Regions from separate parts of the Homo sapiens genome. Here regions 2 and 3 are each linked to region 1. The links are chromatin loops, found by intact Hi-C in ENCODE. Cell type or tissue: Calu3. All regions are shown on one strand.

The links. Peaks named below come from ENCODE experiments on the same cell type or tissue, not always from the same donor. Only the 100,000 strongest peaks of a DNase experiment are listed, where the experiment ranks them.
Region 2: it touches region 1 in a loop (4-fold over the local background); 7 of 110 quality-filtered maps call a loop at or near these places.
Region 3: a loop joins it to region 1, with 4 times the contacts of the local background. A loop is called at or near these places in 3 of 110 quality-filtered maps.

Annotation. Positions count from the first base shown.
Region 1 is chr7:83,645,961-83,653,960 of GRCh38, forward strand. SEMA3E (semaphorin 3E) reads right to left here and starts at 3,179. Exons shown (of 17, transcript NM_012431.3): 1 at 2,468-3,179. The coding sequence starts at 2,582. In Calu3, no CTCF peak of the experiment used is centred here; DNase peaks (open chromatin) are centred at 2,641 and 3,181.
Region 2 is chr7:83,524,469-83,532,468 of GRCh38, forward strand. All of the region lies in intron 1 of SEMA3E (semaphorin 3E), which reads right to left. Among named protein-coding and RNA genes, the nearest start is that of SEMA3E, 120 kb to the right of the region's middle. In Calu3, no CTCF peak of the experiment used is centred here; no DNase peak of the experiment used is centred here.
Region 3 is chr7:83,542,962-83,550,961 of GRCh38, forward strand. The region is part of intron 1 of SEMA3E (semaphorin 3E); the gene reads right to left. Among named protein-coding and RNA genes, the nearest start is that of SEMA3E, 100 kb to the right of the region's middle. In Calu3, no CTCF peak of the experiment used is centred here; a DNase peak (open chromatin) is centred at 4,790.

The sequences.
Region 1 (8,000 bases):
TGTTTTCATCTTAAAAGTGAAGAATATGAGAAAAATGCCTGCCTTTCTCCCATACAGCTTAGATCATTAACTGTGAAAAGAATTTCTGAATTATTCTAGTAGGCTATCTCCAGGGAGCCTCCTGGATTTCCTTGCTAGTGGTCAGGCAGCGGTACAGAGATGCTATATGACATATACCTAGTGCCTCTTATATTGAAAGATTATATACTCATTTAAATATTAATTACTTAATTCACTCGCTACTGAACACTTGTCGTTACTGACATTAGTCAAGTCAGCAAAAGATTAATCTGTAATATCTTATTCCTAGTTTTTGAAGACTTCTAAAATATTCACTGAATTCCAGAGTCTAGAGAGATAAATGGGCTGTTCATATTGTATTGGTGGGACTGAATATCCCTCCTCTGACAGTATATATGCTCTTCTTTTCACTGAGGCCCCTGAGGTGCAGTAGGCATTTGCTGCTTCAGGTAGCATCTCCAGTGTGATCTCTTAACTGACTTTACTAACTAAATTGCACAAGTAGGAACATTCTATTTTCAGGTAACTCTCTCTATTCTGCCTTTGTATAAAAACATCATATTGTGCATTTTCAGCTGGTTCCATTAAATTCAAAGTTAAGGGAAATCCTGTGGGAGTTTTCAGTCTATTGTACATATAGATACTAGCGGTTTTACTCTCACACCATATGACACCACTCATAACATCAGTTACAATTATTTCTTTGAATATAAGTGACATAATAAAGATGAACTCGATAATAGTATTATGCATAACATTTACTTGTATCAGAGAACTTTGGTATTTTTTGATCAAATTATTAACTCTCTTATGAAATATTAAAATGTGACCTGTTGGAAAACACACTGATATTGAACCATGAAAACACAAGTACCCCAATAATAGGGTATAAAATGTTAATACTAGATATAACAGAATTGTAGCTTGCAAAAACTGGCAGCTTATCTACTTGTCTACATAAGAAAAACAATCAATTATATTTTTTTGCATTTTTATTTGTCCATATTCCATCACATCAAATTTGTACATGTTGACATCTTTGATGATAAACTTCTTAGAAATAGGCATTTTGATACATACCATGATACATCTTCCCAAGTTAAAAGATTAGTGTTAATTCTGGGCACTATATTTTAAACACTTTACCAATTTAGTATCAATGGATTTCTTAAATTTATATTATCTACTGGATAGTATTATAGGAAATCTATTTAAACTAAGAAAACATCCACTATTCTAAAAATGAAAAAATTTCTATAGTCAACATTTACTGAAGATTGTCCAATAAAAAGACAAAAAGGCCAAACGTGTCACATAAAATTGAGGACTCCCTTTTTGTTTCTCCTGATAAATATTCTACCTGTACTTAGAAAATACAAGCTTCTGTTCTTTCTACAGTGGGGGACAATTTAAAAGCTTACACAATTGAAAAATGATTCTTATGTAATCCTGAGTATTACATCTGCTATCTGTCTCAATGTGTCAATGGCTAGTGATAATAAATACTTCTTTGCTGACAATTTATTCCGAATTTATATTAAGTCAGCAAAGTCACTTTCTCTGAGCATGGTTTTGTTTATTATTTGTTTGTTTACAGGAGGAATTACCAAACCTATTCATGACTGGCTTGTATTGGTCCTGATGCAAAATCTATCTTTTAATCATTTATTTATGAGTATGATGTTGCTTTACAAGACAATTGTAGAATGAAATATTTAAACATTTGCTGTTAGATCTTCATTAAGGCAATATAAATTTACACTACAAATGCTAGTGAATACTAATACTTTAATCCATATTAGCCATTTTACAAGCATTGTCATAAACTATTTTCCTTTGCCACACATGAAAAAATTCTAATAATCAATTCAACTGGAAAACTAATTTATATTAGTTGTTAATCATTTTAATTACATGATGATGACAGTTATGGGTAGGGCATCATTTTTCTCCTCGGGATTTTTATTTTCTCCTCTTACCTCCATTATGGAAACAAAACAAAACAAAAACAAAAAGAACAAATTGCACCCCTATTTCTATAGCCCTTTCCCAGCATCCTTGTTTCTCATATGCATAAACTGATATTTAAATATCTACTGTTAACTTGGTGGATTCAGCCTCTCAAGGCTATTTTCAACCTGCTTCCTCCCTTCCTGTGTTCCGCGGGCTAGTGAGTGAACTCCTTATTGATAAAATCCAATGTTTACAGACAAAAATAACATCTCTAAGTTGACATGTGATTTTGCACTGTTTTCAGATGAGGTGAGTATGACACATTAATCAGAGGTACTTAGAATTTTAGGTCAGTTTTGCAATAAATTTTTCAGGTGCATTTTAAAGGTCTTTGAAGACCATAAGCCTATGTTAATGTTAAACGACTTTTTTTTTCTTTTTTCTTTTTCTTTTTTTTTTTTTTTAAACAAAAGGATCTGGAAAGGTAACCTACCTTTATGTGACAGGCGTAACCGGGGGTGGGTAGTATCAGCTGTATGACCTCCTGTCCAAAGCTCCAGTAAGTAACCCCACAGGAGCAAGGTGATAATGTGCCCCGCGGATGCCATGCTGCCGTGTTCACCGTCCAAGCCCTCGCTCCTCACTTTAAGGAGGGTCTGAGTTTTACTTAGGACTTCCCTCCAGGGGCAGCGTGCGAGAGGCTTTGTCAGAAATCGAACGCGTTGTCATCAGAAAGCACAGTTCCGAAGTGCCATTTGTCAGGCTGTATTTGGCTATGTAAAACCTTTCTTTCCTCGGGACAGTTGTTTATAAGCCGGGAGCAAGAGGACATTCCAAAGAGTGAGTCTTCAGAGCCATGTCCTGTCTAGAGCGCTCTTCAGCAACTACGCCGGTAGATTCAGGAAGAAGCTGTATTTTTCAGTCACTTGGGCAAAGCTGTTCATTCAGAAAAAAAAAAAAAAAAGAGAGAAAAAAACAAAACCGAGCACACGCACTCCCTTCTCCCGTGGAGGTCCTCTCTTCGGGCTCCTGGAAGCCTCTCAGAAGTCAGCCTCTTGCACTGACTTGCCAAACTGCTAGTTTTAATTCACCTTTCACCTTGCTAATTAAAAACAAGAAGTGCCATTCCCTCTAGGAGTCGCAGGATCCACCCAGCAGGGATGCAGTCTGTCAGTGGCTGTTTACAGGAAAGTTCAGGCAGGGTTGAGCAGCGTACTTGCTGTTTCTAGGAAGTATTTCTGGTCCACGTGCCTCGCTCCCATCCTCCCTCCCAGTCATAACCAGCCCCACGTTACTCAGCAGCAGGAGAGAAGTCCACATTTTGATGGGGGAAATGGGGAGTTCGGGAGGGGTGATGACATAGACTGATTATTTAAGAATAGGTGACAGACAAGGATGTGGCATCAGAAAGCGCTTTTAAATTCTTACCAAGATAAATTGACCTAAGTTGAATAAATCCAACTTCTTTTGAAAATAATCTATTTGTAACCATCCAGAATCCAAATTCTGTTTTTCACTGTTGCCATAAGGTTTTTTTCAAAATTAAGTCTTTTTCTATTGCTTATATCTTAGGGATGTTATTTTTAAACTCTTTTAAGAAAAGTGTGTTTCAAGAGCCTGAAAAAAAAAAGTTCATCTGTGACTGTCTCATAAATTTGATAGAAATGATAAATTATTTACTTAAGCAAATTGGTCAAATGAAATTAAAGGCAAATCCTTTGTCCTAAAGCAATTCCTAAATTTTACTTCAAATTTAGGAATGTTGAAGTAATTTCCCCCAGGTAAGGTAACTGGCAAAGTTGAGATTCACCACCCAAGGGATTTCTATAAAGCAGGTATTAGAAAACTTAGGATGTGCAATACCTTAGGATTCAACTGCTATGGACTTCCAGAGTTGATTTTCCAAGGCACTGTGTTTGTGTAAATAAGCTTAACACAATAGGTCAACTTTACAATCTACCTTCAATCAATCTCAAAAACTAAGCCAAACACTCAGGAGCTGTTGGCATGGAAATGAATGGTATTATGTTAAGATACCAATAAACTTGAATAGATATTTGATTTGATAGTGGAGAGTTAAATGGTAAACACTGATCTCAACTATGATAACTTTTTCTTATTCTGTATTTTAAATGCTAATAGTTAAAAACTTTTTGAGAATTATGTTTTAAAATCACGAAACTATAACAAAAAGATAACATGTGTCACCCTGATATTTTTGCATTATATAGAAGCATATGTACAGCCAGGCATTCTCTACCCATTTTTCTAATCATGAGATGTTCTTGTACAAGCAGAGTATATTTAGCAAAATGTAAATGTCACTGGACATTATAAATAATTAGATTTCCAAGGTCTACAAAAGATAGCAAACTCTAAACATTATTTAACAGTAAAATGACATGAAGTTATTTAGAGACTTTTAACCTGGAATGCTTGCATATTTTAAAAGCCAGTCTGATGAGCTACAGACCTAAAGGTTGCTCTAAATGTGATACATTGTACCTTCAAAATTCTCTTTTGCTTTCTTCTAGGATGGAAACAAATGACAAAATAAATAGCAGCTCTTATATGTGTTATCTAATAGTAGGATTATAGGAAAAGTAAATGTGGTGCCTACACCTTTTATTGCAAATTCATGGCTACTCTCACATAGCTGAAATTCTACTTAAGATTGCATAGTGCCTGTCCTAACTCTACTATAGAACTGAGACAATGTGAGACATTACAATCATTTCATTAGTACACAAAATATGCACCTCTAAAGTGTTGACAAGAGAATATATGTTATGAATGCCAAGATCTGTCTTTGGTTTTACATCTCATCCTTCAGATTAAGTTGGAGCAATTTAGAAGTAAATGCCAGAATAATGGGTTGTTTAGATTCCTCAAAATGTGCTTTGGCTTATCTGCCAGTTGTCAATGTCCTTACTTATTTCTTTTAACTACTCTTTATGTCCTTTTACCTTTATCTTTATCCTATAGAAAATATATAGATGATGCCAAAAAATGACTGTTAAGAAAACTATCTATAGTCTCAGTTTCCCCTATGTGGCATTAGCAATGGAATAAAGAGTCTTTGGGACCAAATTAGTCACTTACATCATAAAATAAAACAAGAAGAATCCTCAGAAGTAGAGTCATCAAATAGCTCATCATCTAAACAAGACTTTTTTTGAGAATAAAAGAGGCTTCTATTCATAATTACACACAAATCAATAATACTATAGACAAATCACAACATCAAAATCTGAATCCTTGGGAGCCATTTCTAGATACTCTTGGGAAACATGGAAATAGAAAATTAAAAACAATAACAACAACTGACTCACCACCAACAGTAAGGGAAGAGCTTTAGTGGACTGAAAAACTTTGGAGTTACCAACAATATCAGGTGATGTTACTGTATTTGATTTGAGAGGATCCAGGCTAGCAGTTTGAACAATATCAGACAACAAGGAAAACCAGGGGAGAAGATAAATGCCAATTAGAAAGGAATTGATTGCCAGGTCAAGGGTTTTATTCCAAAATCTCTCATTCTTGCTAGTCTTACATCATTGTATGAAGAGCAATCTCAGTCTGGTAGAAAAAGGAGAAAAATAAAAAAAGAAAATTGGGTACTCATCAGGAGCTGCAGTCTCCCCCATGATGGGTTCCATCACTGGTTCTCCAATTTCAACAGCAGAAAATCAACTAGCTTCTACAACAAGCCCTCCCAGGAGGCAATCCCATACTATCTGCTGTTGAATCAACCTCAGGTACTTGTTGAAGAACAGCTTGCTATGCCCCACCTCATGTTCCCAGTTTGCCTGAAATTTTACGTTCTAAGATTTGTGTTTGACAGATGTTCCTTTAGGGCAGTGTTACCAAAACATTAGGCATCTGTTTACCACATTCACCATTTTTAGTATAACACATAGTATCTGCAATTAAACTTAAATTAATATAAAATGAAACCATTACCTCATAGGCTTCATGTCCTACTTGTATTTTTCAAATACATGCAAAAACCAAACAGTCGTAAAAGTTTGTTTCTACATGACTTAAAATTATCTTGCATACTGTGGGAGACAGTACCTATCAATATTCCTTCAATATCGTATCATCAATATTCATTCCTGGGTATATGGGAGACTATACTTTCCAGCTCCTTGGCAGTCATGTGAATTCACTTGACTAATTCTAGCCAAGGAAATATGAGCAGAAGTGATATGTATCACATCTGGGCTGAGGCAGTGAAATATTCCTAAGAAATCATTTGGTCTTTCTGAAGCCCTTTCTGTGGCAAAAGAGGAGAACTTACCTTGAAATGGTGGCAGGATGAAATTGAATCATCTTACATTACTGAATCACCACTGGAGACAGCTACCCTAGAAAGTTACTCAGACTCACAAGAGACTTTGTATGAATGGGAGGAAACATGTTATGTTAAGCTACTTAGTTTATTTGTTACCACAGCAGAGCGTAGCCTCTCCTGACTAAATGCACACACTGTACCTACTGTGCTTCAGGGAACATGCTTTTGGACAAACTTAGAGCATTAACAAGTTGCTGATGGGGTATTACGGTGTATTCCATTCTATGTGCCACTAAAACTTACTTCAGCAGAAGTTATTCATACAGACAGGCAGAGATGTGGATACTTGAGGGCCAAGTAAGAGGTAAAGTAATTCCCTGTGCCACTTGTAGAATGGGGTGGAATATGCCTTTAGCTTTTCCAGTTGAACATTTACACAAAAATGATGACATATACATTATTTATAGGTGGACAACATTACACAGTACTACATCTGAAGAACATTATGATTAAAAGCATTAAAAAAAACCAAACTATCAAAATAGCAATAATAATTACCCTTTTTATAACTAAACACAGAAATACATAAATTTTATAAATATATAAGGGCTTAAAATACTTAGATAACATAACTTCTCTGTGGTAGTTATGGCATTTCAGCTTCACTAATCTCTCTTCTATTCCTGCTAGCCCTGCTATCCCAATGACCTCCAGTCTGGAGCACCTCAAATGTCCCACCAATAAGACCTGCTGTTGCTGCTGCTGCCGCCATTGCTGCTTCCGGGTTTTACAGTTCAGGACTGCTAATGCTTTTATTGGTCATTCTATTCAGATGCCTTATATCACAGAATTTGTAAAGGATCTAGAGTCTGGATTGACTGTTTCCCACATTCAGTGATTCAGGCAGATAAGGACAGATAACTACATCACTCCTGATTTGTATGCTGCTAAGCGTAGTCCCGGAGAATGGCATTCCATCAATTAGTACCATATACGATCCAATCATTCACCAATCATTCACCCGCCTGAAAGAGGTTTGGCTAATGTTATTTTGATGTTATCATTTGGATGGCTGACAATCCAATAAGTTGGCCTAGTATTTTTCCATTTTTGACCAGCTATTCTAAAAAGCAAAAAAGACTCATAAAATTTTAATGAAATTGCTCTCATAAAATTTTAAAATTCTTTGTTTCCAAATTATACTAGGTTTATTCTCATTTTCTTTTAGGTCTTTAATAATAAAGAAAAGCAGAATAAGCATTTGGAGCCAATATAAGCTTTAATGAACTTTAATCAAAGAGCAGTCATGATTTGCATGCCTTTTCATGGCAAAATGAAATGATTAATTCTGAAAATTCTATAATATACAGGCCCTGGGAGGTTTTCCTATACTCTTCCTTATAGGTTATAGAGAATTCCTTAAAGAGACAGAACTCCAATCAGTTGCTTTAAAAAATCTAACATTCTATTAAAAAAAAAAATCTGACATTCTGAAAAAACACTTCTATAATATGTTATAATTGATGGGTTTCTATGTCTTTTGTTATACATATTTGTGAGTTACTGGTGGCACCAGTGGTGAATTGGTTATAATATGTTACTATTAATCTCAATATCTAGCACTATACTCCAAACTGATTCCACTTTAAAATGAATAAAAATAATGATTACTGTTAACTTTTTGTTTTCTATATGCTAGGCAGCATGCAAGGCATATTCATATAAAATC
Region 2 (8,000 bases), 120 kb before region 1:
GAATTTAGAGAGCACATTTGTGCAGGGGCCACACAACATTCCTAGAAGCAGGTGGTGTGTTTTATGAATTTAACACGTCATTCATTGTACATAGTATAGAATTGTGAGCTCTCGTGCTATTAAAATATTGTGACATTTTAAAAGCTTATCCCTGAAAAAAAGTTATACATGATATAAATATGGCTTTTTCCTTCTTTCTGATCTACTTTTAATTCTGAGATTTAATGTTCTCTTTCTGTCTCTCTTTTTAAAATCTGCTTAGTTTTCTAAGTTTAAATTAGGAATTCAACCCGTAACTCTCTACTGGTTGTCTAAATACCTCTCAATGCTGTGGGATGCATCAGGTAGTCCATCAGTTTCATCACCTTAAAGAAATCTCTCCTGGAGCCTCTGCTTGGCAGCACAGTGGACTAGCCACCCTCTGTTGGTGCAGCTCTCATCCTGAGATCTCACATCACTCTTACTCTGGGGATTCCTTTTGCTTCTTCCTGACCTGAATCCCTTCTTTCTGGATTGGCTACTCTTTCTTGGCTAATCATCCTGTTTTACTGAAGTACATCATCTAAGAGTTTTCTAAGAAACGGTGCATCAAGCTTAACTTTTTGAGAACTTGCATGTCTGAACCGTGTTTATTCAATGCCCTAAGTTAATTGACACTTTGTCTGAATACAGAATTCTATATTGGAAAACATTTTCCTCTGAAATTAGATGGCATTTTCTGTTGCCTCCTGGATTTTAGAGTTGAAGCTATGAAGAACAAAGCAATATTAATCCCTGAAAATTACGTAACCTGTTTTTTCATTTTAATTTTTTTTCCCTGGAACCTCACAGAGCCTTTTATATTTCTCCAGTGTTCTAAAATGTTATGATGACCTGCTTTGGTATGAGTTTGTTTTCATCCATTGTACTGGGCTCTCTCAATCTAAAAATACATTTATTTAATTACTAAAAAAAGTATTCAATTACTTTATTGATGACTTCTCTCACATATGTTCTGTTTTCTCTTTCTGCAATGCTTATTTTTTGAACTTCTGGGGTGACCTCAGATTTTCTTGTTTTCTCATGTATTTTTTTCATCATTTCCCCCTACTTCTGGAATATTTCCTCAACTTTAATTTTTACAACTTCCTCTGAGATTTTTATTCTTCTTCGCATACTTTTAAATTCAAAGAGCTGTTTTATTTTCTGCTCATTTTTAAAGTAGCAATTTGATCTTGTTTCATGGATGCAATATTTTCTCTGATCTTTATGAAGATCTTTATTTTCTTCCAGAATAGTTTGTTTCTTCTAAGTTCCTTCATTTTTGTTTGTTTGGGTTTTTTTTTTTTTTTTTCGTCTCTATATTTCATTTTAGATGATTTCCTTAGCTATCCAGTGATCTTGGGTTGTATACTTGTGTTTAAAAGCAGCTCAAGAATGGAATCTCTAAGCCCATGGGTAGAGCTTGTCAACTGTAAGCTTTGCTATAGAAAGGGTTGGTAGGTTATTTTTTTTTTTTTAGGAAGTCCAGCATCAATATATTTCTTTAGACTAGTCAGATTCCTCTGAGGAGAATATTTCAACTGTGTCTCTGGAGAGCTGCCAGCATTCTGAAGCCTTAGGAAAAGAAGGCTAGGTGGCTCTCAATAGAACTGGCATGAATTCAATGATAATGACAGCCTATACACATTTCTTCCCAAGTTGACATTCTAGGATATCATGTTGACTGTTAGAAATTGGATGTGGTGGTACAATTTACACCATGGAGGTCGGAAAATCCTACAAATCAAGGCTCTTTCTTCCCAGAGAGATGGTTTTTAAACACATAGCAGCACAGCATCTGTCTTGATATTTAATATTTATTGTTTCACTTGTTTCCCTGATTTCAGTCCAGTACTTCAGTGCAAAGATACTCTGTTCTACCTACTTCAAAGAAAAAAAAATTATTTCATTATTTTCAGGGATATTGGAGAGGAAGTAGAAAGGTTATATTGGATAAGGTAGAAGATCTGGGGTTCCAACTGCTTATTAAACAGACTTTTTAACCAAAGTTTTGAATCCAACCTCTGCCCTCACTGATATAGGTGCTTGGCACTTTCAATTCCTGAAGCTTTGGAGGAGATTCCATGGAACAAATCAAGTTTTTTCTTGATTTGTGCCTTTGTGGGATTAAGATTTGGCCACCTCGGTTCTGCCAAATCAATTACACTCATCCATGTGCTATCCACTTGCCAAGATTAAGTTGCTATTGTTTTCTATCCCCTTCTTATAGTTCAGTGGTTTGTGCTTTAAAAGTTCTTTTTGTTTTAGAAGGAATAGGAGAATATTTTTAAAATGTGTATATGTTGTCATCTATCTTTATTCAACTGAATTTTTAATCAACCAGTTAAACCGTGGGAGGGTCCCAAGTAGTCTCATATTGTGGCTGCACGTGGATCAGCTCTGACTACCTCCATGTCCCTGTTGGAGGTTAATTGTGACCTCATAATGATATGTTCAAGCCCCAACCCCCAGCTTTGCGAGTGTGACCTTCTTTGCAAATAGAGTCTTATAAGGTAATATGAGGTCATACTGGATTAGTTCTTAACCAATCACTAGTGTGCTTGTAAGGGAAGGGGAATTTGGATATAGAGGTGTGGGGAAGACCATGTGACAGTGGTGGCAAAGAATGGAGCAATGCATCTGCAAGCCACAGAATGCCCAGGACTGGCAGCAACCACCATGAGCTAAGAAGTGGGGGGGAAAAAAAGGTTTTTTTCTCTAGATCCTTCAGAGGGAACATGGTTCTATGGACATATTAATTTTGGACTTCCAGCCTCAAGGACTGTGAGAAATTAAATTTCTGTTGCTTAAGGCAATTCCACTTGTGGTACTTTGTTATGGCAGCCCTAGAAAACTAATACAACCACCAGTGATCTTCTCCCAAGGCTTTACTCATTCCTTGGAGTAGGTGGACAAATAAGGAGAAAGGAAGTCTAGGCCATCGGCAGCACTATGACCATTTAAGCATTAAACCCTGCTCCTATGGAGTATATGACAGTTAGGTCCCTGCTTCTGCCAACTCCTGCTCAATTATCTTAGGTATTCAAGAATTTAGGTTACAACTACACCCTAGTTGTAAAGCCTCAGATATATATATTCAAAGATATTTATACTTAAACATTGGAAGCTGTAAGTGCAGATCAGCTTTGGGGTTTCAATATTTCATCCTTGAGATTGGCAATTTTCAATCATAATTGGTAGCAAAGACTTCTTGAGCTAAGATAGCATTTTCATGAAGTATTTTCCCAGAATCATATATATTGTCAATATTTACGTAGAATTTTTGTGATTTTTTTTTTGTTTGTTGTCATTAGTGATATTTTGGGAAACAACTTATATCATTTGTGGCAATTAATATAAAAATATTTACACAGTGATTATATTTAAAACCTGTTTTCTGCCTAAAGTAATTGAGTACTTAAACATCTAAGGTTAAGAAAACCAAGAAAAAGAATAAGTTAGTTATAATAAGACAGATGACCTTTTAAACAAAAACGTTATAACCCATGTCTATACATATAATGAAAATGATTATTTGATTTACACTGAATTACTGAACCTATAAAATATATTCTTACATATAATTTTTGTCAGAATTCTTACTATAATGCCCTTTTTGGTAGGAAAAAGTAACTGTCATCTAAGTTAGCCTACTGACAATACTGAATATAAATAAAATTTAAAGTCTCTACATAATATACATTATAAAAACTAATCTTTAGCAAATGAGCTATGAAGCATTTCTAACTTGGGAAACTCAAACAAAAATAAATCTTGAAAAATAATTTAAAACTTGAAATATCAAAAATCACAAGTGTAGCAACCGATATTTTCATCTATTTCTTTGAAGTTAGAATAGAAATACAATATTATCAGGGATTGAATAGGAGCTTTGTTGGAACTGATGATAAGGACTGTTTAAGACTAGCTGGGATTTATGAGAGATCAGACCATGAAAATCGTTCAAGTAGTAAACTGTCAATTATAAGGTGTGGTTAACAAGAGCACGAAGCTTGGCATAGATAAGTAATATTGCCAAAATTTCTTTATAAGTTCAATTTACTATTGATTTTAATATTAAATACTCATTCAATTATCTATACAGGCAAGAAAAGACTGGAAAAGTAAAACCTAAGTCTTCATTATAAAAGCTATTCTTATCCAAATCTTTAATGTTTTCAACATTTTAACTTACCAACTCCACTTGCAAACTATGACCAATAAAATAAAATATAATCTAGTTAACATAATTAGGGTCTCAAATTTTTAATAAATCTTTGAAACAAATACATTTTCAGAAAGAGAATATTATCAGAACAAAAAGGATGCAATAACATTTAAATGAAAAAATGATTTATTAGTGTTCTCTACCTTCAGATAGTCTTTTAGATTTTTTAATGAATTATACTATAAAGGGTTTAAATACGTGAAAAATATGCTCAAGTGGAGAGGTAAATACTTTTTAGATGATGAAAGTGTCATATCTCTACAAAAATCTTCCAGACAAGGTCTGAGCTTAAAAGAGTATTCAAGTTGCCCATTTACCCTCATTATAAGTTAACATTCTGGTAGAGTATTTGAAATCATTCACATAGTAATCATTGGAATGCAACATAAGTGTTTAAAATAGTAATTAAAGAATTTACAACTACCAGGAGAAGCAGCTCTTCAGATGACTAGAAAATTACATGCTTGATAAAGGGGATGAAAGGTCATTTCTACCACGGAGCACTCTAACTTGGCATGCACGTTATGAATAGCATCATGGCCTAAAACTGTACTTCAGTTATTGTGTTAATACATTTGTCCTAGTTTGCCCATGACCTTGCTTTCTTTCTAAGAGTGACTGATTCATGAAGACATTAACCAAGGTATAGAGGAGTTAATAGCTGTTTCTGTATACTCTTGGTAATTATGGTAATTTGAGCTGCCCGTCAAAAACTAGCAAATATGTTTTATAAAATAAACATAAAAGCATATTGTAAGGAGATTCAATTCCTTATGAAGATTAGATCTTGACTTCCAAAAAATTTACAAACATTTTGTGAACCCAGGTAATCTATGCATACGAAGAGACTTTAATCTTAAAATAGCCAAGAGTTAGATCATTCATACTTGACTTTAGCTAGTCTATCCAGGATATACTGTTATCTGGAAAGATGTCAGAAAAAAGCTGAGCAGAGTGATAGAGACCCTAACCAAGTGGCTGGAATCCATTGAACTGAAATGCTAGGTAGGGATACTAAGCAAAAATCAAGTATTAGTATTCTCTCAATAGTGCAAACTCAACTCTAATTGGGTCAAGCATTTAGAAAAGGAAAATTTGGGCATTCGTATGCCCTTGATTTCTCCCTTTCCCTCCATCTCTCCTTCTCTCCCCTTCCCAAATCTTTATATCGGATTATACTTTCTTCTCTCCATCTGTAGTAAAGCCCACTTAATATTTATTTATAATCTAAAAATTATTACATAAATTATTAAATATAGTCATTTTTCTGTATGTATAAACACATCATATTTGAGTTCAAATTTTACTCAATCATATTTTCTATGTGCTGTCAACTTTTCTAGGCCGTGGGCATAATGCAGTGATCAAAAGAGAATCATTGATGAGAAGGAAACTTACATTCAGTGGGCACAGATCTAGATTTAATGTTGTTGATTGTTTACTATAAGGTTCCTGCTACTACTCTAAGGCCTTTAACCTTGCTTATTATTCATTACAATAACCCTGTGAGTAGGTAATATGATTTTCTCCATTTTATAGATTAGAAAACTGAAGAACAAAAAAATTAATTTTTAAAACGTCTTAAATAACCAGTAGCAGAACATAAATCAAGTATTCTGCCTAAAAATATGTCTTCAGAACCACTTTGTAATACTGCCTCTCACTATAAACAAATATCAGAAAAAACTTTTATTAATGTTATCATAAAAAGTCTTCAGTGCTAAAGTTGATACTACATATATAGGTATTGGTTAAACAAATCACTGAAGAATTTTACAATGGAACAGTATATAGCCATTAAAAGGCAGGAGTAAATTTTATTCATTCTACGTGAAACAATTTCCAATATATATTCTTTTTAAAAATATTCAAGGTTTGGCCAGGCGTGGTGGCTCATGCCTGTAATCCCAACACTTTGGGAGGCTGAGGCGGGTGGATCCCCTGAGGTCAGGAGTTCGAGACCAGCCTGACCAAAATGGTGAAACCCCATCTCTACTAAAAATACAAAAAATCAGTCAGGTGTGGTGGTGCATGCCTGTAATCCCAGCTACTAGGGAGGCTGAGGCAGGAGAATCACTTGAACCCGGGAGGCGGAGGCTGCAGTGAGCCAAGATTGCGCCACTGTACTCCAGCCTGGGCAACAAAAGTGAAACTCCGTCGGGGGAAAAAAAAAATTCAAGGTTCTAGATAGTCAGCAGACATGAATTTGATGTAGTTTGTATTTTATAAAGTAATTAATATTTTATAATTTATTTTATACATCACACACAAAAACACATACGTACATTTTCACATACACACAGACATTTTCCAATAAAATTACCAAGGATTATTTTTAAGAAACAGAATGTAGTATTTGCAATAGCATGAAAAGTTTTATCTTAGTACACATTATCAATAAAACATATTTATAAAATAAAATCATCTTGCCCTAATATGTGCTTACCATTAAAATGACTCTATAATTAAGCATCTAAAGTTAATATTTTATTTGTTCAAGTATAAATATTTATTTCTACTTTGTAAGAAAATCAAACAAGGAGTAAACAAGTTGGGAAAATTCATAGTTTTTTTTTTTTTAACAAGTTATTTGTGTGCATGTGTGCTTCTTGATTGGAATATTCTTTTTTTTTTTTTTTTTTTTTCCGAGATGGAGTTTTGCTCTGTCACCCAGGCTGGAGTGCAGTGATGCAATCTTGACTCACTGCAACCTCTGCTTCCTGGGTTCAAGTGATTCTCCTGCCTCAGCCTCTGGTTCCAGAGTAGCTGGGATTACAGGTGCGTGCCACCATGCCCAGTGAATTTTTGTATTTTTAGTAGTGATGGGGTTTCACTACGTTGGCCAGGCTGGTCTCGAACTCCTGACCTCAAGCGATCTGCCCACTTTGGCCTCCCAAAGTGCTGGGATTACAGGCGTGAGCCACCGTTCCCAGCCAATTGGAATATTCTTAATAGAGACATCTTCAAATATCCATATTTTTCTTTCATGTTTGCATGACATTAACTTATCTAAAGTTTATTTTCCAAGTTAGAGCAGATACTGAGCGTAAAAATGAATAAATTTTAAGATAGCAAAATATTTTACTTAAATAGTTCACTTCTTTTGTACTGTAAAAATTATGGAGTGAAGATTTGTATGTTTTCTCTGATTAATTTGAACCACATTAAGACATAAGATTGGCACCTATGAAAATAATTTTAATATAAATATTTGCATTCAACTATTCCATATGGGAATCATCGGGAGACAGGACATTTGGCTTTTGGCTCTGAAAACAACATGTGATAAACGTGACTTTTTAAAGTTAGCATGCATTGCTGACTGTTATTTCTGGGTAAAACATGTATAAATTAGGGAAACTTGAAGGAGATAGTTCAATGCAAAAATTTAAGACAACATTAAAAAAATTAGGAATCTTTTTAGATTTTAAGGTTTCTTCATTTCAACACCTCTTTATTTTTCTTGTTATATTTTTCTTGATTCCTTATTTTCTTGGGATTTGAGAACATAAAATGGAGTTAAAATGCTCTTCTCACATTCTGGAGAGATAATTGGCAGATAAGACTTTAGGAAATCCATACTCCACTGTCTTTCCTGTCCAGAACTGAATATTCTCAAAGTGATTTAATATTTATTTCCCTTACTACAGTATGGAAGTGATGAGGACACACACCAAGATGACTCATTCTACTTTTAGAGAGAAGCACTTAGTAGTGACTGGCACATCACAGGAATTTAATCAATAGTCTC
Region 3 (8,000 bases), 100 kb before region 1:
CCACAAAAGTGTGATGCTTTATATATGTACAGACTAAAAAAAGTTTACTAGTCTTAAGGCTTTAGGGAAGTTACTTACTATGTTAATATGGGCCTCAGTTTTTCCTAATTATACCTACCTGTAGGACTGGTATAGTGTTAAGTTCTTTTTATTATAGTGTATGCTCAGTAAGTGATGGTTATTATTATTGATAGTCTTGCACTGATAAAACACATGGATTGACAAAATGTTTGTTCTGGGGAAGCAGAAAAAACAGATGTAAAGTTATTTGGATAAGTCAGTCAAAAAGAAAATAAAAGCTCACAAACTTCAGTCTTAAGGCAGTTAATTGCCATGAATACCCTTAAATGTTTAACATGTTGTTCCAAAAGCAGCAATAAAATAAAACTGAATGAACTTTTTTTTTATTAAACAAGACAAAAAGCCAAATTTGCAAGGGTTGCAAGTACCAAAATACTTCTCTGATTCCAGAGAGACTGCCTATGTGTCCAGACTCATATAAACTCAAAGTTGTGTTTTGATTTCTCAATATGGTAAAGTTCCATCTAATGTCATTCTCTTAACAAGCTCTTTTGTAATGGGAAGTTTGTGATTTAATAGCTTTAGAAATATAATGTGATACATGACTGTAAAAATGCTTGTTGATTCCCTACAAGCTAAGACAGCTCTATTGTAACTAAAACGGTAAAGTGAATTCCTCCTGGCAGAAGATGATATAGATGGAAAGAGGTGAGGAAATTGATTAAATATGGCTCTTTTCCTAAGCAGATGAATAACTCTATATTGCTCGTTCTGCATGCCTATAAAATAATACAATGAACAATGTTGACTTCATAATTGAGAACATACTCCCATTTTGCTAGGTATAGGCAAAAGAGAAAACACAAGCTAAAACCTCAATATCAAGGTAATGTTTATAGCACTATATTTTCACACTTCTTGATCAGTTTACCTTAACGTTTAATCTTTAGTTAGGTCAAACATTCTTTATTCATTATATTTTTGATGTAACCTTCCCTCCCACAAATGCTTTCTAAATTGTCACTTTCTCTTTTCTCTTTCACAGAGCAAGTTCCCTTAGAATAAAGACATTAACAAAAAAATTATATAAAGTACCAATTAAATTATTTCCTGAGATTTCCTGAAACATGTTGGAAATAGGCACCTGTATCATTGCCCAGTAGAAAATAACTAACTATTTGTGGGTTTTTAATGGCAGGCTTGTTAAAATACATTTAAGAGAAGTATATAAATTTCTTTTATTGTGTTCTTCCTTACTTCGCCATTTATTTAAAACCTTAATTACAGATAATTGAGAAGTACAGTGCTTGAACAAATCCATTATATATTATATCAAATAATAATGTTGTTTAGAAGTGGTGTTAATTCTTCATTCGAGCAGCTATGCCTATAAATAATAATCAGTTCTAAGCCCCAAGTTAATGACTATTTACTCATATGATTTGTAGAAGCCTAGAGAGATCCAACTGGGGAGGCATGAAAGCTTCACTGATGAGAAAGGTTTCTGCTGTATTGTGTTCCAAAATCCCGGTTAGCACAGTGCCAGACACTAAGTGCTCACATGTATGCTTTTTCCTAAGTAATTTATATGCATTATCTTATTTAACTATTGTGACAACTCAATGTTGTAGATATGAATAATATTTTCATTTTATTTATGGGAAAAACTGAAGGTCATGATTTACATCGTTTCCCTAAAGACATGTTGCCTATAAACAGGTAGAGGTGGGATTCCAAGTATCTCTGAATCTAAGCCTTGAAGTTGGCATTCTTAACATAGGCCAGTAGGATTCTTAGGCTGTAGTTTCATATTGTTTCCATCTCATCTAGGTGGGACCCTTTATGCCACTGCTTCATATCTCCTTGGATTAGTCATGTGTATTTAAAGCCATGATTTAATGGTTTCCTTGACTTGAACGAAATATATTTGCTGAAAAAATTGAATGTTTAATATTTTTCCCAATTCACAGGGATAATTAAACTACTAGATGAAAGCATTTTCAATCATAAACATTTGGTGCCAGCTAATAAATGCTACAATTTAACAAAATTAATGAACCAGCAACAGAAATACATTAATAGGAAACTTAGGATATGATGGCCTTGCTAAATCAGAAAGTTAGCTATTACTTGTTGATTCCAAAATGAATATTTGAAGATGTGATTTTATTGTGCATTTATACCTCATTCAGTGCTAGGAATGTTTAGAAACGGGAGCCATAATTGAATAAGCTACATGGGGGCATAGCCCATCTAGAACTATGTTCATTTGCTAAGATGGCAAATGTTCTTCCTTTGTCTTCCAAGCCTCTTAAATCAACTAAACTCCTGGGGCCATGCCTTCCCCCAGTCCCATTCCTATCCATTTTGAGTCAGTCCTTCCAGGCCACAGTGATTTTTATCATGCACTTCATAATTACAAAATTCTTCCCCCAATCCCCAAATACCTACTATGATTTGTCTTGAAAGCTTTTCAAGGCTTTATTAAACTTGTAGTTTTATATCCAGTGTGATACCCTTCCTTGGCATAATTCCCCAGCTATTTAGGTCAAAACTGTTGAAGAGAAATGAAAAAAAAAAAAAAAAAGAAATAGTGGAGAAAACAAACAGATGTGCCAGTCAAAACTAGGGAAATGCTGTGCAGTTTGAACTTTTAACTGTTAAGGACATTTGACAGGGCTCTCTTGCCTCTACTGGGGATAAGTCAGAAGAAAATTATATGTTAGCACCATTTTCCAGTAGTATACTGTATGGATGTATATGTATGTGTGTGTGTGTTTATGTGTGTATCCAGTAGAATGTGTGTATATATATACAAATATATATCCAGTATTATATATATATATAATATATATCTCCAGTAGTATGACGGATATCTATATAACATTATATATTATATATCATATATGATAAAAATATTATATATTATATATATTTTATTGTGCATTTATACTTCATTTAGTGCTAGGAATGTTTAGAAATGGGAGCCATAATTGAATAAGCTACATGGGGGCATATTATATAAAAATATTATATATTATATTTTTATATTTTATATATAATTATATATGTACACATATTATCCCACGATGACAAGTATTATAATGTATCAGTATTAGATAAGATTGGATAAAGAAAAACTGCAGGCTTTTATTTGGGAAAAAAATTTCATGTTTGATAGAATTATCTATACCAGTATCTTATAATGTTCCACTAAAACACCAATATTTACAAATCTTATTACCCTGAATAACTATAGGCTTACTAGATGACTGGATAACTTAACTAGTTGAATACTAGGTGCTTAATGAAACATGTTAAGATGCATTATAATAAGGGGTGTGTGTGTGTGTGTGTGTGTGTGTGTGTGTGTGTGTGTGTGTTGAGAAAGGAGGGGAATATAGTGAATGTGGGACCACTAGCTCTAGGGCTAGTGGGGAGGAGGAGGCTGCCAAAGGCACAGAGTCCAGTCTTTTGGTAGCATGGGAGTAAGAACTGGCAAGGATGGAGAAGACAAAGACAAAACATAACCAGCATTTCCTACGTTAACAATTTTACTCAAGACAAATCTTACATTCATTTGTTTTTCTTCCATTAGCTGATATAGATTTCACTTTAGGATCAACATTAGATTTGTATCAATACCCCATTATGTACTTTGAAATAACTTCTTATTAGTGTCTTAAACTTTTTCATGCTATCCACTGAGTCTAGACAAAAGATTTCATGTTCATTGTATCACTATGTCTCATATTCCAATGGAAAATAAATTAATGATGAGTAACACAGTGCACGTTCAAGTTATGAGTGTACGTATCTATTTAGCAATAAAGATATGGCTGATTTGTGTCAAAAGGCAGAGCAAACTGGTTGAAGTAAATGTTACCAAATCCTACATCAAAATTTTATTGATGAAGATACCTTACTCAAACTTGTTTAAACAAAAAGTGCATGACAAATTTAAGATGAAATTAAGCAAGCCTAATGTCTGATTATAAAGCAAGAATGGTGACATTTGAAAATGATAAGCAATGATAAGCAAGGCTGAGAATGAACTAATAAGCTGTCTTTCCTAAAATGTCAACCAATTGCCTATGTGATACATCCTGAGAGTTTTGAAAAACCACCAAATGTTAACTGGAGCCAAATTTTCTTAGAATACTGATTTAACATCGTAAGTGTATTTTAATAAACATTATAATTTTATTTCTGAATAACACCTTTTGGTAATCTTTATGAAGTAATATTTTAAGTTATTATTAATTAGCATTTAGGCAGAGTCAGACATCACAGTTGATGGGACTTCATATTATTCACCCATAAATACCACACAAGTCTAACAATCTGAGACTAGTTCATCGAGATGCTGTCAGTAGAATCATTGCTCTATAAACTTTTCTAATTTTTCTCCAGTTGGCAAAATTGCAGCTAGAATTTTAACACGAAGCCCAAATCTATGTAAGAAAACCATCAACTCTGATTTTCTTTATGGGTGTGATTTCCCTTAACAATGGAATCACTTATTCTGCCACATTTCACAGCCTAAATAAGGAAGGTAACTCGTGGTAGTTTAGTTGAGCTGGTCCGCTGTGGTCAGACATACTTTGGTATAACTGCCACCAAAATGATGAATGCATGGTATTATTATTTTCTTATCAAATCATGTCTAAAGATTTATGTTTAACCTTAGGAAATTGGCTGCTTGCCAAAACCTCTTGGTTGCTGCTAGAGATGTTGGTTAGCAGGTTTGTCTAAAGCAAACACAGGCCAAGGCAAATTTTCTTCCACCCACAGAGTTTCAGAGGGGTATATCCTGCCTTTTAACTGCCAGGTGAGGCAAGCAGCCAGACTCCAGTAGGCTTACTAAAGCAGACATATGAAAAAGTTCACCCACTCTGAGGCTAGAGTAATCATTAATCTTTCAACAGAAAATAAATACACAAGATGAGGAACTGGTAGCATTTCCCAGTCTGGATGAGGCTGCCAGATCCAGAGGGGTGAACTTGGCTACCCTCAGTAGAATATCCTCTTCCATATCTGGCTCCAGTGAGACCAAGGTGGGCACATGAACCAGAGATTTAGTCTCCTCTATTTCCTGTCTTTGTTCCAGGATTAATCTCTCTCTACTTCCTTTTAAACACACTGTATCTATCCTGAGGCCTTTCCTTTCTCCATTTTCACATCTATGTTTAAGAGATTTTAGAGAAACAGAGAACTGAGATGAACTTGATCACTTCTGACACCCACATTGATGCTATAATTTTGGAAGCAATTAAAAATATTTAATGACTAAGTTTTCTCCACCTTACAGCTCTACTTCAAGTTTTTCATGGCTTGCTAGAAACAAGTCAAGGTATAAAGATCTGTGATTTACTACTTCCCCAGGGCCTGTCTTCTTTATAGAAGTATGACTATTACAATATTCTAGTTAAGTCCAAAAACTATCTCTTTATCTAAATTAAATTATACATGACTCTGAGACTCCACTAAACAGAAAGGAGGAGTTTCAGTCGTGTGCATTATTGAGATTTTTTTCCCTCTCTAGAGAGTCTAGAGATCTTTAGAGTCTTTTATATCTAGAAAGAGTATTTGGTAAGTGGATCCTTTGGTCTTTGGTCCACCTGGTCACCTCTGTTAATATTTGTAGTCCCAGGCTGCATAATCCCTTAAGAAGTTGTCAATTCTCTGCCGTTTCTAAAACTTGAGCACTGAGATTCTTACTGAGGCTGACAGCCTTAGTGCCTAGCACACTAATATGTTGTTCCTAAATACACCACGCAGCCTTTTCCTCTTAGGTATGACTGCATGCCTGAAGCAAGGAAAATAAGAGTCCTCACTACTCCCAGATGCTCCAACTCTGACCTGGGTCCAATAAGGACCTATCTTATTCACAAATTCTATTCCTCCCTCTCCTCCTCTGGGCATAAACTCTCAACATTTAGGATTTAGAGAACAAAATCCAGGAAGAAGTCGAGCAACTTTCTCTTTCAGCCTATCACAACATATGCTCCAAAGACAAAGAAGCCCAAAGGCCTGGCTACCATCTGGGAATTTGCAAGTATGCAAATAAGAAGGACAAAACAGAAACTAATATCTCATATTAAACAATATTTCATCTCCAACCAAATAGAAACTTTTGATACTGGAATTCTACATAATGAAAACTCAATTTTTGAGTTATATGGAAACATTCATATCAACATTTTATACCAATTTATATTTGTATAGCTCTTTAATTGACATTATACTTTAACATGTTATCTCATTTAACGTCTCAACAAACTAGCACTACTCTTATCTCTATTCAAGCACAACTTTTACATATCATAAAGGCTATTTGCTAATTATAAATGGAACAGCCCATCCATCAGATGGACCTGAGTTAGAGTCCTGGTTTTACCATCTATTAGTCTGATTATCAAATCCAATTATGCTTTTCCTGTCTTTGACATTTGTCACTATTTTCCTTTACACACAAACATGGCTTCTTTAATGATTTATTTTTCATTTTAAATATACTTTTATCCCATTCGTATCATTAAAATTGAATGGAACCTGTGCTCATATTTAGGTATTTCATCAATTTCCATTGAATCATTATTGTCTCTGTATCTAATGTCTAACTCACCTTTTCTTAATTCTATATCCATAGGACATTTTCACCAATATTACTATTAAAGATAAACAGTAAAATGTAAACATGTAAAAATGACTTTATCCACTTATTTTCATCTTCTGCTAGATCCCAGACAAGTATACTAAAAGTTCTAGGCTTCCTCATGAGTGTCAGCAACATGAGTGCTTTTTCATTTTTCCATAATCTAATCATTATGAGGTTAAACCCATTCTTTCTTCCCTTTTCTTCTGTGCATTTATGGCCGTAACAGTTTCAGCTCAGCAATGAATGGCAAATAATCATATTTAGGAGTTTCATTTCCAAAATCAATCTTTTTCTAGGTTAAAGCATCCACATTATTAACATTGGCATGTCAAAATACCCTCGTCTATCCTGCAGTAAATTTCTTTAGTCCATAATTTTTGCAATGTAAAAACCACAGTTTTATTTACGCCATTTGAGGTTACACAAATCAATCCACAAAAAAATATGTTAAAGAAACATCGTAAGCCAAGAAAATCAACTGTCTTCATTCATCTAATCTGCTTCGATATTAAACACATATGGTATTGACTATATAGGTCGCCTATCATTTAGAGAACGGATAACACCCACATTCACAATTGCTTTAGACAGATGGTATTTTGTGTTGATCCAAATCCTTGTTTTGAAGAACTAATCAAATTGTTATGATCTTACAATGGTTATTCTATCCATTTCCAGTAAGCTAACTTCTGAATTCCTGTGCATGTGTGTGGCACCCAGTGATATCAGTGGAATGCTGACATATATAGTAAGGCATGAACAGGCATTACTTCATTTCAACATTTTATATGAGTCTGCTCCAATTAGGGGAAATTAGGGTTGTTGCTCTTCCTTCTTCACCATTGTTGATTTTTAAAAAATTGTGGCATATCTTTTTCAAAAGGTAAACAAAATAATACATTCTAAATGTAAATGAGAAGCTATTATCTGACATTCATTTATTGAGAAAACACATGCCATTTAAAGAGAATTTTTGTTTTGTTTTGTTTATATTACAGAATATCCACCAGTTTTAGCATCTTACTCTATTATTGTATCCATTATTTTATCATCTACTCATCAGAAAATTCATTTCTATATCAAGAAGTTCTGATAAGATGACCAAGAGAAACTCCAACCATTTCCTGGAATCATTAATCTGTGACACTGTACAAGAGAGTTGGTAAATATATGAGAAGTCCCACACATCAACAAGAAAAATGCAAACATCCCACTAGAAAAAATAGGCAAGAAATATGATTAGACTTTCACAAAAGAGGACATACATTTCAATACACATATAAAAAGTTTTCAACCTCATTAGTAATAAAAGTATAAC